Regions from separate parts of the Mus musculus genome. Here region 2 is linked to region 1. Evidence: chromatin contacts called from ENCODE Hi-C or POLR2A ChIA-PET data. All regions are on one chromosome and are shown on one strand. Each heading gives the region's core, a stretch centred on a gene start or an enhancer-like site at or near the end of the contact. The rest is flanking DNA. Distances are from core to core; before and after follow the strand shown. Region 1 holds the start of Cd52 (CD52 antigen). Region 2 holds the start of Zfp593 (zinc finger protein 593).

Region 1 (7,647 bases), core at 2,028-4,527:
ATATTCCCAGCATCCTTGTGTCCCATCCCACTCATCCCCCACCGCACACCTCACACCTCAGGATCCGAAAAAGAAACTTTGAGGGGTTTGCAACCTAATCTTTCTTACCTGAAGAGTAGGGCAGTGGTGGAGCTCATGGTACCTACCCAGTGCTGGAAAATACATTAATACACTAAGCTTAAGGGGTTCGTGAGATGCCGGAGTGGGAGAAGAGCCTGCAGGCAAGCTGATTACCCAGTTCAGTCTTCGGGACCCACACTGATGAAGGAATGAACCAACTCCTGAAAGTTGTCCTCCAGTTTCCACACAAACAGTGGCATGTTTGTGCCCCACGCTGATACTTTATTTAAAAAAAAGGTTACATCCAGACTAGAGGGATGGCTCAGTGGTTAAGAGTCCTTGCTGCAGGGCTGGAGAGATGGCTCAGTGGTTAAGAGCGCCAACTGCTCTTCAGGAGGTCCTGAGTTCAAATCCCAGAACCCACATGGTGGCTCACAGCCATCTGTAATGAGATCTGAAGCTCCTCTGGTGGGTTTGAATACAGCTACAGTGTACTTACATATAGTAATAAATAAATGTTAAAAAAAAAAAAGCGCTTGCTGCTCCTCCAGAGGATCTGAGTTCGGATCCCAACACCCATTTCTGGATTTCTGGTGATTCACAACTCTATGTAGCTCCAATTCTCAAGAGAAGGAGGACACTTGTCCAGTTTTCAGCAGGGTTATCTTGGGCTTCAGCATGGGCCTCCTGTCTCCTGTGGCTTCCCTGGCTCCCAGGTTTCTCTCCCAGGCATAGTAGCTGAGACTGTAGGGTCTAAGGGCAAAACAGCCAAGAAGGTGGGTGATGGGAGGTGGTGATGTCACTTCCTCCACCCTCAATCCTCCCCCTTCTCCCGCTAGGTCAGACTCTCACTTCTCTTTCTCAGCTTTATCTTGGGAGCTCAAAGCCCCTGAGGCCCTCTCAGGTTTGTGACAAAAGTCCCGAACCATATAAGAGAAGCCAGGGAAGTCCCCTTTACCATCTGGCATGTAAATAAGACACCACATAGACTAAGCCAGGGGAATGGGTGAGGCAGGAGCTGGGCTGCAGAGCCAATGAAGAAGGAGAGGGAGTCAAGATTTAATCAAGGGCTGGAGACTACTTGCCTAACTTGTGTGAGGAACCACATTAAAACGGACTAAACAACAACAGCACAGACTGGGTTGGCTCATTCAAGAGCAGTCCCGGAAGTGGCTGTGACATCAGAGGGACCTGGACTCAAGTTCAAATGACTCGATAAGTCATGAACTTGGACCAAGTCACTTTTTTTCAATCAGCCAAGTGGAGATAATTACTGCCCAGTATCAAAACCACAGATTTGTTTTGTCTAAGTTAGGGCAGGGCACTGTCCAAACAGATTTGGGGACTCTCCCATCGCTCTGCCCACAGCAGAGATCAATAGCTGCCTTCTAATTCCTGAATGCTGGGCTGTGTTTACCTGTTTGTCTTCCCAAGAGCCCCCTCTCAGGCCTCTCTGAGTAGGATGACACTTCTTCACCCAAATTCCAAAACATCAAGTCTTAAGAGACTTCAGGAAGGACTGGAGAGATGGCTCAGCGGTTTAAGAGCGCTTGCTGCTTTTGCAAAGGAGCCGGGTTCGATTACCATCACCTATGAACAGCTGTGACTCCAGTTCTTAGCGCATCTGATATCCTCTCTGGCCTTCACAGGAGCCAGGCATATGCATGGTGTACACAGGTGAAACACTCATATGCACACACACACACACACATACATACACACACACACATACACACACACACACACACACACACACACACACACACACTTCTTTAAGGATTTTTTTTTTCCCAAAAATGATTCACTTAAAATAAAGAGCAGAGGAGCAGAGGAAATGGGGCCAGACCCAAAACTAATCAAATCTTGCTACCGGTTCCTGGATCTCAATGGTCCTGAGCCTCCATAGAACCAATGGTAGGATCCATCCACCATTTCCCACGACTTCTACATCCACTCCACTCTCTTAGCTCCCTTCTCTTGTCTGATCATTTGCTTGCCTGTGTGTTTTCAGACAGAGTCCCAGGTAGCCCAGGCTGGCCTCAAAGTCACCATTTAGATATAACTGCCCTTGATCGTCTCCTGGGCTCTACCCTGAGTTCTGGGATTACAGGGACTCAATCTTTAAAACAAAACACAATTGCCATTTATATAACAGTTGCTAGAGTTAGGCATTATCAATATACAGGGCTTTTTGGTTGTTTTGGCTTATTTTTGTTTTGAGCCAGAATATTTTTATTTATTTATTTATTTATTTATTTATTTATTTATTTATTTATTTATTTATTTATTTTTGAGACAGGGTTCTCTGTGTAGCCCTGACTGTCCTGGAACTGACTCTGTAGACCAGGTTGGCCTCGAACTCAGAAATCTGCCTGCCTCTGCCTCACAATTGCTGGGATTAAAGGCGTGCGCCACCACACCTAGCCTGAGCCAGAATCTTAACTATGTAGTTCAATCTTGGAACTTGGAACTCACTATGTAGCCCAGGCTAGCCTCAGACTCATAGAGACCCACCTGCTTCTGTCTCCTAAGAGCTGGCATGCTTTTTATTTTAATGATTTTTTTAATTGTATATGCATTGATATTTTGCCTGCATGGGTGTCTGTGTGAGAGTGTTGGACTCCCTGGAACTGGAGTTACAGTTGTGAGCTGCCATGTGGGTGCTGGGAATTGAACCTGGGTCCTCTGGAAGAGCAACCAGGGCTCTTAATCTCTGAGCCACCTCTCCTGCCCCTTGTTGGCTCTTTTTAAAGTAAGTGATTAGTCAGCAGTGTGATGTAGGGCTGCAATTCCAGAATTCAGAGGTTGAGGCAGGAGCAGCTTGAATGTAAACCCATCCAGAGTGACATAGACCATGTCTCAAAATACAAAGATAAAAAAATAAGGCTTATCACTGCAGCATACTTTTTTTTTTTTTTTTTTTTGAGGGGGATGTTAAAGACTTGTAAATTCAGCCTCAGGCCTGAGGTCTGAGTTGTCAAATCATGAAAACAAGATTCCTTCCCAGGACACAGGGCTCCAAGCCTGGAAACCATCCATCCATCCTGCCCCGTGTCTCCATGTTGCTCTGTATGCCCTGCCTGTGCTTCTTTTGAGAACTGACAACTCATCTACAGGAACCTCAAGGCTAGTTTCATCCACCCCCAGGTTTGAAAGAAGGAAGCTCCTTTCCCCGCCCCTAGGCCCTCCTTCCTCCCGCCTCCTCCCTTTCTCTTCTGCAGAAAAAGCAGCCAGGTTCAAAGTGGCCTGCAGACTGTCCTGAACTCATCTCTCAAAGCTGCTACAGAGCCCAGGAAGATTTCAGGATGAAGAGCTTCCTCCTCTTCCTCACTATCATTCTTCTGGTTGTGATTCAGGTAAGGACAGCTCCTCCTAGAGTCACTGCAGCTACCACCAGGTCTTAGCTTAATGGTTTGGTCCAGGTTCTGGGGAAGGAATGCAGGTTCTCGGTGGTGGTGGTGGGGACCCTTGCCTTCTACCACAGGGACAGAGATAGATGGTCGCCAACTGGAAACCAGGGATCTAGGAGGGCCTATATGGCTGGGTTTCTACTCCTCACAGGCGCTATCAGACTGGCCTCAGAGAGGGAAATCTCAGAAGGTGTCTGATGTGTGAAGCTACTCAGAGGGTTCTGGGTAATTCTGGATCAGGAGAGGAAGCCCTGATGAGGAGAGCCGCAGAAGTGGCCCTTTTGAGAGGGCTGGAGAGAGGTCTAATAGACTGCCATAGGTGACCGAGGGTCCCCTGCCCCTGCCATAGTGAATTGTGGGTGTGCAGGAATACAGAGACAGAAGTCTCCCATATACTCTGCAGATCAACTGCCACCCTGGGAGGCATCCTTTGTGGCACTATGTACGCAGAGAGGCCTGATTAGCACAGGGAATGGAGCCATCAAGTTCTTGATCAAGAACATCTAGACCATGCATCAAGGCAGTTTGATGGCCACCAAAACTAGTTTGATGACCATCAAGGGCAACTTCAGTTACTGCCCGATCAAGCATCAAGGACAGCTTGTCACCTGCCATCCCCACCCCACCCTCTGCCAGGGGCCTTACTCAGGCCCGTCACGTGTGATACTCTGGACCATGGTGGACTCTGATCACCAGGAGATGAGGAAACCGAGGCTCTGGGAGGGGAAGCCCACATTTGGGTTTCTGTTTCCCTCTTTGCTGGAGGATCTGGCAGCCTGAAAAGTGGTGGGAAGTTTCGAGGTGGAAGAATGACAAACATGGGGGCTGCCTTTCCCTTGCCTGTGATGAGGTGGGAAGCCAAACATCTCAACAGGGCTGATGGCAGTTTTATGGAAGCCTAGAGTTGAAGAAAGGGAACAAAGGGGCAGGAGCCCTCAACAGAAGGTTCAAATCCTACTGAGCAGCGCTTCTCTTGCAGATACAAACAGGATCCTTGGGACAAGCCACTACGGCCGCTTCTGGTACTAACAAAAACAGCACCTCCACCAAAAAAACCCCCTTAAAGAGTGGGGCCTCATCCATCATCGATGCGGGTGCCTGCAGTTTCCTCTTCTTTGCCAATACCTTAATGTGCCTCTTCTACCTCAGCTGAGGTGAAGGCGCAGCTTCTGAAGCCCCGTGCTCCACCCACTGCTGCCACCATCAGTAGCGAGAGACATCCCAACCCACGGGAAGGGTTGATAGCAGATATCCAAGGAGGCTAAAGTTGACAGCCAATGGCCGGAATGGGAGCGGGGCCGTGACACCCAGCTAGGGCACAATAAAGTTATACTTATGCTTAGATGGGGTCCCACGTGTGATCGATCACTGCACATCACTGGCCTCAGGAGTCATGTGTGCGGCAGTATTAGGAGTGAACCCAGTACTGCCCTTGACTCTCAAGCCCCACACACCCCAGGTTCAGGCAGGTGCCCAGCCCATGCCCTTGATGTCTTCATACTGATAGATTCTGGGAAATCACATATTGTTTGGCTGTTTCTCTCAAAACTCCCAACGGGAGTACTACAGACCCAGAAGCAGCCCGTGTCTGGGAAGGTTTGCGGAAGGATGGCTCCCAAGTCTCTGACCACATGCCTTCTATCACTGGGCAAGAGGATGAGGAGGCAAGGCTTGCTACCCACACCCTCAGCCAGGGAAGGCAGGAAGGACCAGCAGCCCCTCTAACCACCCTGCCCTCCTGGGCTTGGGGGTGGTCTTTGGAGGAGACAAGGAAGCTCAGACTGATTCCCAAGGGTCCTTGCCTCTGTGTCTTCCCAGGATCCCATGTCAACAGAGGATGGCAACATAACTGCAGCCCGAGGTCTCTGATATCCTGACCTGTCACACAGCTAGGGACCCAGCCCCTTCTCCTGGCTTTTCTGCCCAAGGCTAAACCTTCAGGCTTTGTGACCAGATTTAGAAGAAGCAGAAATGTAGACCCTCCTGTCTTTCTTGCCCTGCCCACTGTGGACTCACAGACCGAACCTTGAAAGTTCACCCTTGGATACATCTCTATCCCTGGAATAGTTTCTGCTGTTATTTCTTTCTGGCCTGGCCAACTCCTACAGTACCTCTTCCAAGTGGGACAGCCATCCACTTCTGTCCCCTGAACACCCATCTGAGTCCTGCACTGGGGTGGGAATCACATAGGCTTGGCTGGCTAGTCCCTACAGTCAGAGAGGCAGAACGGATGACACACCAGTGTGGGGTATGCAGCTCCCCCTGGTGGTCAGGGGAAGCTGCACAGGAAGTGAAACCAACCAGAAGAGGAGGCTGAGGGTCAACTGGACTCTCTCCATCCCAACATCAAGGTGCAGAGACGAGACCACCAGCAGCATAGTAGAAAATAGCTTATTTCACAGCAAAATCTGTATAAAACACTTCATCCCAGCAAAAGCCTCCTGAAGGAAACTGGTGATGGCGTTGGTTGGTTCAAAGTACATGGACAGTCCAGATCTGGGAAAGTCTGTCCTTGGTTGGTTCCCACAGCACCACATGGTCACGGTCATACCCTCGTCCGCCTGCGGGGGGGGGGAGAGGAGGGGGAAAATTCAGAGGTGGTCAGAGAGTGCTGGATGCAGCCCAGTTTTTACTCCCCTCTTATGCACCCTTACCCCACCCCTACATTACCCTTCACATCCAGGATCTGGCCTTCAAACATTTGGCTGCAGATGTGACCCAATTCATTGATGCTCCAGGTTTGGCGTGGTAGGCGGCTCTCGGCCCATAGTACTACTTTGGAGCCTGGGCTAGGAGGTCCAATCACCTGTAGGCTCATGGTGGGGGCCATCTGAGGCCCCAGAAGATCGTGAGATTTGGCCTAGGAAATCTCCCATGCTCAAGCCATCCTTCGCTCGCTGGATTTTTGTTGTTGTGGTTTCTTTTGTCTGGGACGCAGTATCTATGTAGCTTTGGCTTGCCCAGAACTTGCTATGTAGACCAGGCTAGCCTTGAGCTCATAGATATTCAACTCTTTCTGCCTCCTGAATACGTGGGCCACCCTGTCCAGCTCATTCACTACTTTTGAATCTAGCCCTAGGTAAGTCTCTTCATTCATTTTTAGATTTATTTTATGAGTGTTTTGACCGCATGCATGTCTGTGCAATAAACACATGCCTGGTGCCCACCGAGGTTAGAAGAGGGCATCAAATACTCTGCAACTAGAATTAGGGATGGCCTATGTCATCATTTTTATGCTGGGAACTGAACTTAGGTCCTCTGCAAAAGCAACAAGTGCTTTTGTTGTTGTTGTTTTTGTTTTGTTTTGTTTTTCGAGACAGGATTTTTCTGTGTAGCCCTGGCTGTCCTGGAACTCACTCTGTAGACCAGGCTGGCCTCAAACTCAGAAATCCGCCCGCCTCTACCTCCCAAGTGCTGGGATTAAAGGCAAGTGCCACCACTGCCCGGCTTGCAACAAGTGCTTTTAACTACTGTGGCACTTGCCCAGCCCCAAACACTAGTTCTTTGAAGATATAACATAAGAAAGATGAATGAGCTCGCATCTCTACTTCCGGGTTGCATGCATCTTGCATCTAACTGGGCTGGGACTTCCCAAGGCAGGTTGGCAAACCTGGTCTCAGCAAAACAAGCTCTGGAACCGTACCTGGTTCTTCAGCAGGCCATCTTCATAGTACCAGATGCAGCTGCCCCCAGCTTGGGGCTCGGAGACCACCACGCGGCCTGCTTTCATGTCCTCCACGTGATCAGGCACTGACAGGAATCCCCCTAGTGCCGCATTCCACAGGCGAAAATAGGCTCGGCGCTGATGGTGAGAAGAGGCTGAGACGTTGCTGTCAGGGATGCCCTACCACCCTCAACTAGGGACCCTCGAGGGACCCACACTCCTAAATCTCCCCTGCCTCCAAATGTCCCCACTGACAAAGTCACATCTTTTTTATACACCCATACTATATGCATAGCTCAGTAACTATAGATACCTGCACCTGTGTTAAGGGACCCTGGCAGGTATACCCTCAGTCCACAAGGTGGCAGTTTATAGAAGGCACAAACGATTCCACAGGTCTATGCAGCCATCACATTCACATCACAACTGACACACAGCTCCTCCCAGCCCGTTCTGTGCCAGCGACTTATGCTTACTACAGGTACAGCTGATTATAAAACTACAGATGTACAC
Region 2 (7,647 bases), core at 2,389-4,888, 150 kb before region 1:
GATAAGGCTGAAGAAGGAGCCTTGCCTCTGGAAAAGTCCTCAGAGACCTGGGACTGGAAGGTGGGGGAGAGGTGGGCAGGAGCCCTGAGGCAAGACTAATGGATGGGTGTCCTAGGGAAGCAGGGAGTGTGGTGGGTGGGTGCGCAGGACTGAAAGAACGCAGATGGGCTCTGTGTGTGTGTGTGTGTGTGTGTGTGTGTGTGTGTGTGTGTGTGTGTGTGTGAAACCAAAGCCAGTTGGAAATGAAACCCTGAGTCTGTTCCCAATATCAAAGACCTTATCAAGCAATTCCTTCCAAACTGTTGCGCTTTGGGCTCCTCGGGGATCCTCAGGCCTCCATGGGCACCAAGAGAACCAAAAGAGGAATCTACGCTGGTGACAAGCTGCTTTGGAAGGTGAGGGTTTATCATCTAGACCACCCTTCATCACAAGCACCCAGGAAGGTCTTCTCTGCTATCCTGGGTTCTAGGGAGATGGCTGTCCTCAGGAAGGACTTCCCTTTACCTCAGTCCCAAGAGATCTAACCCAATCTCCTACATAGGCCTGCTGTATCAGCCCGGGACTAAAGCTTTACAGGATTGGGACAGAGGTAGAAGAGAGATCCTAGGACCCTTCCAGCCCTGCCCCCTAAGGACACACATACTGATCAGCACAGGGCTCTGGTGGCAGCAGTTTGTCCTCGTCTTCTTTGTTAAACAGAGATGACATTGTCAGCCAGCCTTTCACCCCAACCCCCTGAACCTGGGAGGAGAGAACTGGGCGTCAGGAATGGACCAGCCTCCAGGGCTTCACCACAGCCTCTGTCAGGCTTCCAAGGCTTGAACGGAAGACTGTCAGACTCACCCTGCGGGCCAGCTGTGACATGGGGTTGAACGTCTCCTCCGTGGGTTCTGCCTTCTCAGACTCCTCCAAGGTGGGGCTCTCCCTCTGGGACATAAGACACCCCCAACCCCAAGCATGAGAGGAGCCCCATTGCTAACCAGCACTAGGCAGCCTATGTACCATAGAAGTGCATCTCCCACACACCCTGCATCTCCATTGGAGCCCAGAGGAATGCCTGCGGGCACACACATCTCTTCATCATGCTTCTGCTCACATACGCAGGGCTGCATGGTAAATCTCTGCAGATACCCTTGAGCACCTACATCTGCCCACTCCCAAACACAGCTGAACGAACTGGAAACCTTGCACAATGGCACACTATGTGTGCTACTACAGACACACAAGCGTCTTTGTGGCTAGACCTCTCCCCCTGTATACACACGGGTGTGCAGTCTAGGCACCCGGGCAAGAGCACTCACGAGGCTAAGCAATTCATTCCTGTGTCCTCTCCTGCAGGAAGCTGGCTAAACAGAGACCTAGGCACAGCCCTCCAAATTTCTCTACCAACCAAACGTAGCCCCCGGAAATGCCCACATGAAAGCACGCAGGTACAGAATTCTGCTCAAAACGCACATGTATGGAAACTCACTAAATCCAGTTCACATCTGCACCGGACTGTCCACAGAGACACTAATTGTAGCATTCTCTTGCCGACACATCCACAGGAAGCCAGTCTTGGACACGCACCTGTCCAATCATAGGCTTATCCACCCCCTCGCCGGGCTTGTCCCTGCCCCCTGCCGCATCTATTTGTGTAACTGCCATTTATCACAACTACTAGACATAAACGGTCTTAGTTTCAAAGTCCTTTTTGCCTTCTCTCTCACAACCAAGTACGGCCTAAGTATGGCTTTCATCAGATGCTGCTACTGTGGTCCGCAGAGGGTGAGAGCCACTCCCTACTGCCATAAACAGGAGCTCACTACTCTGCAGGCAAGGGATCCCACTTTTGCTTAACTTTGTCCACTAGAAAGCTGTATAAAGTGTAACGTACTTTTGTGTCTACTGCCGATATTGGCGTTGGAACGATCTTTTTCGTATGGCAGCTCCTGAGATCCTTGGAGTCAGCGACTGCTTCTCTCATGGCCCTAGCTCTCCTTCATTTTCTTGAACATCTCTGTCGCTGCGCTGTGCTGTTTGGAAGCCCACCTACAATTGTCTTCTTCCCCAGACTATTTAATGCTCTCTGTGCTCCCTACCTTGGCTGGCTGTCTGTCTGGCCTAGAAAATAAGGACAGTACCCACCTCCTCTGCCAAGTTCTCTTCAGATTCTCCACTCAGCGTCTGTAGCACTTTGGACTTGTAAGTTTTCCAGAAGGCTTGGTTCATGGCTGCAGGGGAAAAGGGTCCTGGCACTCAGGCACAGAAGGCTGGTAGCTCAGTGGGCACCAGTGGCTCTGGTCCCAGAAACTTGGAAGAACCAAGAGCCTGTCCCCGGGATCCGGTGACTTCATGAAAGATGCACCAGTCTCCCCAGCTGGCACAGTGCCAGGCAGGTAAACTTGATCCCACGGATTCTGAGGTTGGGGCAGGCTTGTGCCATTTCAGCCCCAAGTCTTGACCCAAATTGGCCAAAGTTAATAAAGTCAGCTTTTTGGAGAGTCCATTTTTCTGCCTGCAGTCGGGAATACTGATGGCGGCTCAATAGCTGTAGAAAAAGTTTTCCACTTGAGTGGAGTCTTGAGTCCAGGAGCCATACCTATGCATCCTGTGATCGCTGCCATTCTAGCTGGGTCCTCATCAGGGTCCCACCCTGTGTCTACCCAGTCCTCATAAGTTGGAGTTGGAAGATCCCAGACCTCCAGTCAGCACGCTGGGCTTCCATTTCACTTCGGGTCTGGCCTAGAAACCTGTTCTCCCCAGGGATGCACGTGCCTCACTCCCTGTTTCCTGGCAACTGGTTCCAAAGAGCCAGAATGCTTAATTATTGCTGAGGTCCTCTGCCCCCATATAGTGGAGCTGGCTCTGGCCAGCCTGAGAGGCACCAGGCCAAGATGAGCAGAGGCACCATTTCTTGGTCATTTCCCCCTTTCCTGCCAGCCCTCCCTGGGCATAAAGAAAGAAAGCAAAGGTGGGGGGCTTCTTCTAGGGACATTTCCTCTTGGGCTAGTGATGTGGTGCCCCACCCCAAACTCCTCTGTTAGACTGCCTGCCTGGATTATATGAAGCCCTGGACACCAACCCCAGTTCTGAAGAACCAAGCAAGCAAGCAGCCAACCAACCAACCAACAACAGACAAAAAGCTCTTTTTGTAAAAAGAGCTGAGCACTCTTCAAGGACAGACCCCTTAGGTGGTAGATTCTTTGTGAAACAATTTTCTGCTTTTTGCCCCAGGAATTTGCTTGAGAGTGGGGGAGGGAGAACAGAGGAGAGATGTAAAATGAAACGCCAGTGGGGGGTAGGTGAGGAGAACAAGGCTCTTTGTTAGAACCTAGGGGTATCTCTGGGTGACCCATCCATGATTCCACACTAATTCTCATTTATGAAGTAATTTATTCATGGCACAAGCAACAGTGCTTCCAGAGACGTTAAAAGCATCCCCTACCACTGAAATTCGGGGTGTGGAAACCGGCAAGTGAGGATGGGGCGGGCAGAATAGTGGGACCGGCTCCCCTCAAGCCCGCTCACGCCCCGCGAGAGCCCAGTCACTATCATCGACGACCATCTGGGGGCGCTCAAACGGCCAACCCGACCGTGACGTCATCAGAGGCAGTCTGTCCAATCCTGCTCCGCCCCCGGGCGGGCCTCTCGTGACGTCACTGGGCGGCCCGGAAGCGCCAACACGTGTGGGTCTTTTCCCTACTCCCTGTTTCTTGGTCTTGTGTGTGGGTGTCTCTCTGATCATGGGTCGCTCTCGGCGGACCGGCGCGCACCGAGCACATTCCTTAGCCCGCCAGATGAAGGCCAAGAAGCGGCGGCCGGACCTGGATGAGATTCATCGCGAGCTGAGGCCGCAGGGGCTCCCGCGGCCCAAGCCGGAGCCGGACGCGGAGCCCGACCCGGACCTGCCAGGGGGCGGCCTGCATCGCTGTCTGGCTTGCGCGTGAGTCCAGCCTGGGGAGGAGCAGGGTCTGAGGTACTAGCTAGGGGCAGCGAGGTCCGGGCCGCGAGCCGCTAGAAGGTTCTGTCTTGGGATCCCTGGGTCAACCCGCCACTTATCACTTCGGGTTCAGAATCCGATGTCTGGGAACGAGCTAGGGCCAGGGAGGTGTGAGAGACCTCACCCCTTCACTCTTTCCCTCACCCTACATTCCTGCAGGAGGTACTTCATCGATTCAGCCAACCTGAAGACCCATTTCCGATCCAAAGACCACAAGAAAAGGTATGGAGGGGTCAGTAGAGGACTGGCGGATGGGTGCCATGCAGGAAGGGTTTGCACTCGGTGAGCTCCGATCTCCAACTCTTCTTTTTCCCAGGCTGAAGCAGCTGAGTGTCGAACCCTACAGTCAGGAAGAAGCTGAGAGGGCAGCGGGCATGGGCTCGTATGTTCAACCCCAGCGGCTGGGCGTGCCCACAGAAGTGTCCACTGATATCCCTGAGATGGACACGTCCACCTGAGTGGCCTAAGGATGCAGGGCAGAGGAACTGCCCATGGGCAGTGGTTCATCAGCCAAGCTGAGAGTGTGTATTTTGGATTTCCGGTTTGCGGAGATGCTCTCTTCCGGGTGTTCTGCCCAAAATAAAGGACCTGGACAAGAGGGCACACCTCCGATACTAACTTCCCTTACCAGGGGTTTCTGGGCCAAGATGTCTACTCCCTACTAGGTCCAGCTTTGGAACGGGTATCCTCCCCCTGCTTCTTTGGATCTAGGCTGGAGTCTGGCTAGGTACAGCGTAAAACTTGGGAGTAGGATCTAGCGATGGCTGAGACTAATCCCCAAGGGGAAAAAAGTGGGATTCGGATATTGCAGCCCCCTCCCCTGAATCGCCTACCTCCAAGCCTGGGCGAGAGGCTACCCGCCTCATCACGGGGCCTGTGATGGTTGCCGCTGCTTCACCATCTTCCATACTGCATAGCAGGAGCCACCTAACCCGAGGACAGCCAACAATGTAGCCACAATCCCAACCAGGGGACTCCGGGGCTCTGCCTTCAGCTCCCCAGCCACCTGCATCTGGGAGAGCACAGAGGGTGCACGTGAAGGGTCAACTGAGGCTTCTAGGCAGGAAGAAGGGTATAAGATGGCGCAGCTGGGTAAAGAAGATGCAGGCGCCATTTCTGCCCCAGGGAGATTCCACCCCAATCCTTCTCGCCTCACTGCCCATCTGGGTCCCGGCTAGTCAGGCAGCAGGGAACGTGACAGCCTGACTGTTGGGGGTATCAGACGTGTCGTTGGGGGAAGTTGGGAGGAAGAGGTAGGTAGATTTCCTTACCTGTAGCACCCGGAAGTAGCCAGGAGTCAGGCGTCGAAATCTCATAGTGGGGGCACTGTCCTCCCTGTTGGCCTGTGAAATGGGAACAGAAATGAAGACTGGGTGTCGCCCAGGGTGCCAAGAAGTGGACACCAGAGCATAGGGGTCCCTGACCTATTTGCCTGGGCACTGTATGCTCAGAGGATGCTCACCGATGCCGGCTTACCCAAGTCTGGCAGGGGGCAGGGCGGCTGGATCTTTAAATCTGGTCCCTCCCCCCCTGCCTGCTGCTGCCTTGCCAGCCTTAGGAGCAGCTGTCAGGAGGGATCAGCATCAGGCCTGAATATCAGCTCCTCCCCCATTTACCAGAGAGGCCAGGCCAGGCATGTAGGCCAAGTCTTGGCTGACAGTGCCCAGGAGTCCCCGCATCCATCAGGTACTAGGCAGCCTCCCTCGGCCCTGGTCTGAACTGGATGTGAGCATTCAGCAAAAGAGGCCATACAACCTGTTAGCCACTTGACCATTGAGGTTCTGTAAATTCAACTACCTTGGTGGGAGGGTACACTTCATCTCCACCCCCCAACCAAAGATGGAGTTCTCACAAGAACATCTTTTGTGGGCTTGAGGGTGACAAAGGTTTGCTTGTGCCATTAAGCTGTCTATAATGTTATGTTAAAAAATTTTAACTACATTTATCAGTGTGCATGTATTTTGTTATCTCTTGCTTTTTCTTTTTTTGAGACAGGATTTTTCTACATAGCCTCCTGGCTGTCCTGAAACTCGCTATGTAGATCAGGCTGGTCTTGAACTCAACAGAGATCCACCTGCCTCTGCCTCAAGAGTGCTGAGATTGCCGGGCAGTGGTGGCGCACGCCTTTAATCCCAGCACTCGGGAGGCAGAGGCAGGCGGATTTATGAGTCTAAGACCAGCCTGGTCTACAGAGTGAGTTCCAGGACAGCCAGGGCTACACAGAGAAACCCTGTCTTGAAAAAACAAAACAAAATCCAAAAAACAAAAAGTGCTGAGATTAAAGGTATAGGCCAGCATGCCTAGCTTTTTGTTCTCTGTGAAAATGAAGGGGTGGGGGGAAGGACAGTTTTCAGAATAGTATGTGGAATATCTAAATAGAGAATAAGAACGCTCCAGTGCAGTGATGGGGAGGGCTCTAGTTCAGTGATAGAAAGTCTGTCTGTCCTTTGCAGGCTCTGCAAAAGATCCCCAGAACCACCAAAAAACAAAACAAACAAACAAACAAAAACCTAAGAAAGGAAAACTACGTAAAAAGTGTTGGCTGGGTATGATGGCACACTCTAATCCCAGCACTCAGGAGGCTGAGGAAGGCAAATCTCTTGAGTTCGAGGCCAGCCTGGTACACAGAGTGAGTTCCAGGACAGCCAGGGCTGTGTAGTGAGATCCTGTCTCAAACAAATAAAAACAATATACACACACAAAGAAAGAAAAGCAAGGAAGAAAGAAAAGAATACAGGGGCTGGCAAGATAACTTAGTGGGTAAGAGCACTGACTGCTCTTCCAAAGGTCCTGAGATCTGACACCCTCTTTTGGTGCTTCTGAAGTCAGCTACAGTGTACTTAAGTATAATTAAGAAGGAAAGGCAGACAGGCCTGTCAGGAGTTCAAGCCTGGCATGTGTAAAGCCCTGAGCTTCCATATCAAGTACCCCATAAGCCAAATGTAGTGTCTTATGTCTATAACCCCAGTACTCAGTGGGAGGATCCGAAAGTCAAGGTTGTCATCCTCCAACATTCGGGGAGCCCCCAGCCATCTGGGGTCCATAAGACTCTCTGAAAAGGAAGAACCAGTTTACAACTGATTCAAAACTGCTGATCCTTAGCCTACTTTGTTTGTTTTTTGGTTTTTCGAGACAGGGTTTCTCTGTATCCCTGGCTGTCCTGGAACTCACTCTATAGACCAGGCTGGCCTCGAACTCAGAAATCCGCCTACCCCTGCCTCCCAAGTGCTGGGATTAAAGGCGTGCGCCACCACTGACCGGCCCGTAGCCTACTCTTAACCCCACGTGGTGGCATTCTTTGTCTTGGACCCTGATGTCATGTAGCTGCCATTGGTTAGGTTCCTCTGTGTCTGTTAGACTTTGGATGACCGAATGGCTACTACCTGTTCTCCGTCTGCTGACCCAGACTTCTCTGTCACGTCTGCATTCCCTACCTTAGAGCTGTTTGCTAATTAATCTGTGAGAGGAGGGCTGAGCCCAGCATGTAAGGCCTGAAGTTCAGTTCCTAGCACCACAAAAAGTAAGTGCTGAGTTAGACCACTCAGACTACTAATGCTCCTATTTCGAGGCAGTGTCTATGTAATCCTGCTGTCCTAGAGCTCACTGTGTAGGCCAGGCTAGTCTCAAACTCACATCCACTTGCCTATCCCAAGTGCTGGAGTTAA

Evidence for each region. Hi-C counts contacts between places; a loop is a spot of excess contacts on that map. ChIA-PET counts read pairs that join two places held with the same protein, here RNA polymerase II (POLR2A).
Region 2: a map of Patski shows a loop between it and region 1 (2.0-fold over the local background). The contact joins the promoter of Zfp593 here to the promoter of Cd52 in region 1. A Hi-C loop is called at or near these places in 1 of 37 maps with a recorded cell type or tissue (Patski). POLR2A ChIA-PET finds 5 or more read pairs at or near these places in 1 of 5 experiments (embryonic stem cell).

What each region holds. Positions count from the first base shown.
Region 1 is chr4:134,090,703-134,098,349 of GRCm38, reverse strand. Cd52 (CD52 antigen) reads left to right here and starts at 3,277. Exons shown (of 2, transcript NM_013706.2): 1 at 3,277-3,416; 2 at 4,450-4,812. The coding sequence starts at 3,366. The coding sequence ends at 4,623. It overlaps Crybg2 (crystallin beta-gamma domain containing 2), which reads right to left. Exons shown (of 20, transcript NM_001162970.1): 18 at 7,114-7,272; 19 at 6,141-6,300; 20 at 5,846-6,031. The coding sequence ends at 5,943.
Region 2 is chr4:134,241,582-134,249,228 of GRCm38, reverse strand. Zfp593 (zinc finger protein 593) reads left to right here and starts at 3,638. Exons shown (of 3, transcript NM_024215.2): 1 at 3,638-3,925; 2 at 4,142-4,204; 3 at 4,299-5,923. The coding sequence starts at 3,726. The coding sequence ends at 4,440. It overlaps E130218I03Rik (RIKEN cDNA E130218I03 gene), which reads right to left and starts at 5,466. Exons shown (of 5, transcript NR_040436.1): 1 at 5,407-5,466; 2 at 5,254-5,325; 3 at 4,816-4,994; 4 at 4,127-4,322; 5 at 3,356-3,806. It overlaps Gm30191 (predicted gene, 30191), which reads right to left and starts at 2,281. Exons shown (of 4, transcript NM_001372229.1): 1 at 1,877-2,281; 2 at 844-927; 3 at 644-741. The coding sequence starts at 1,966.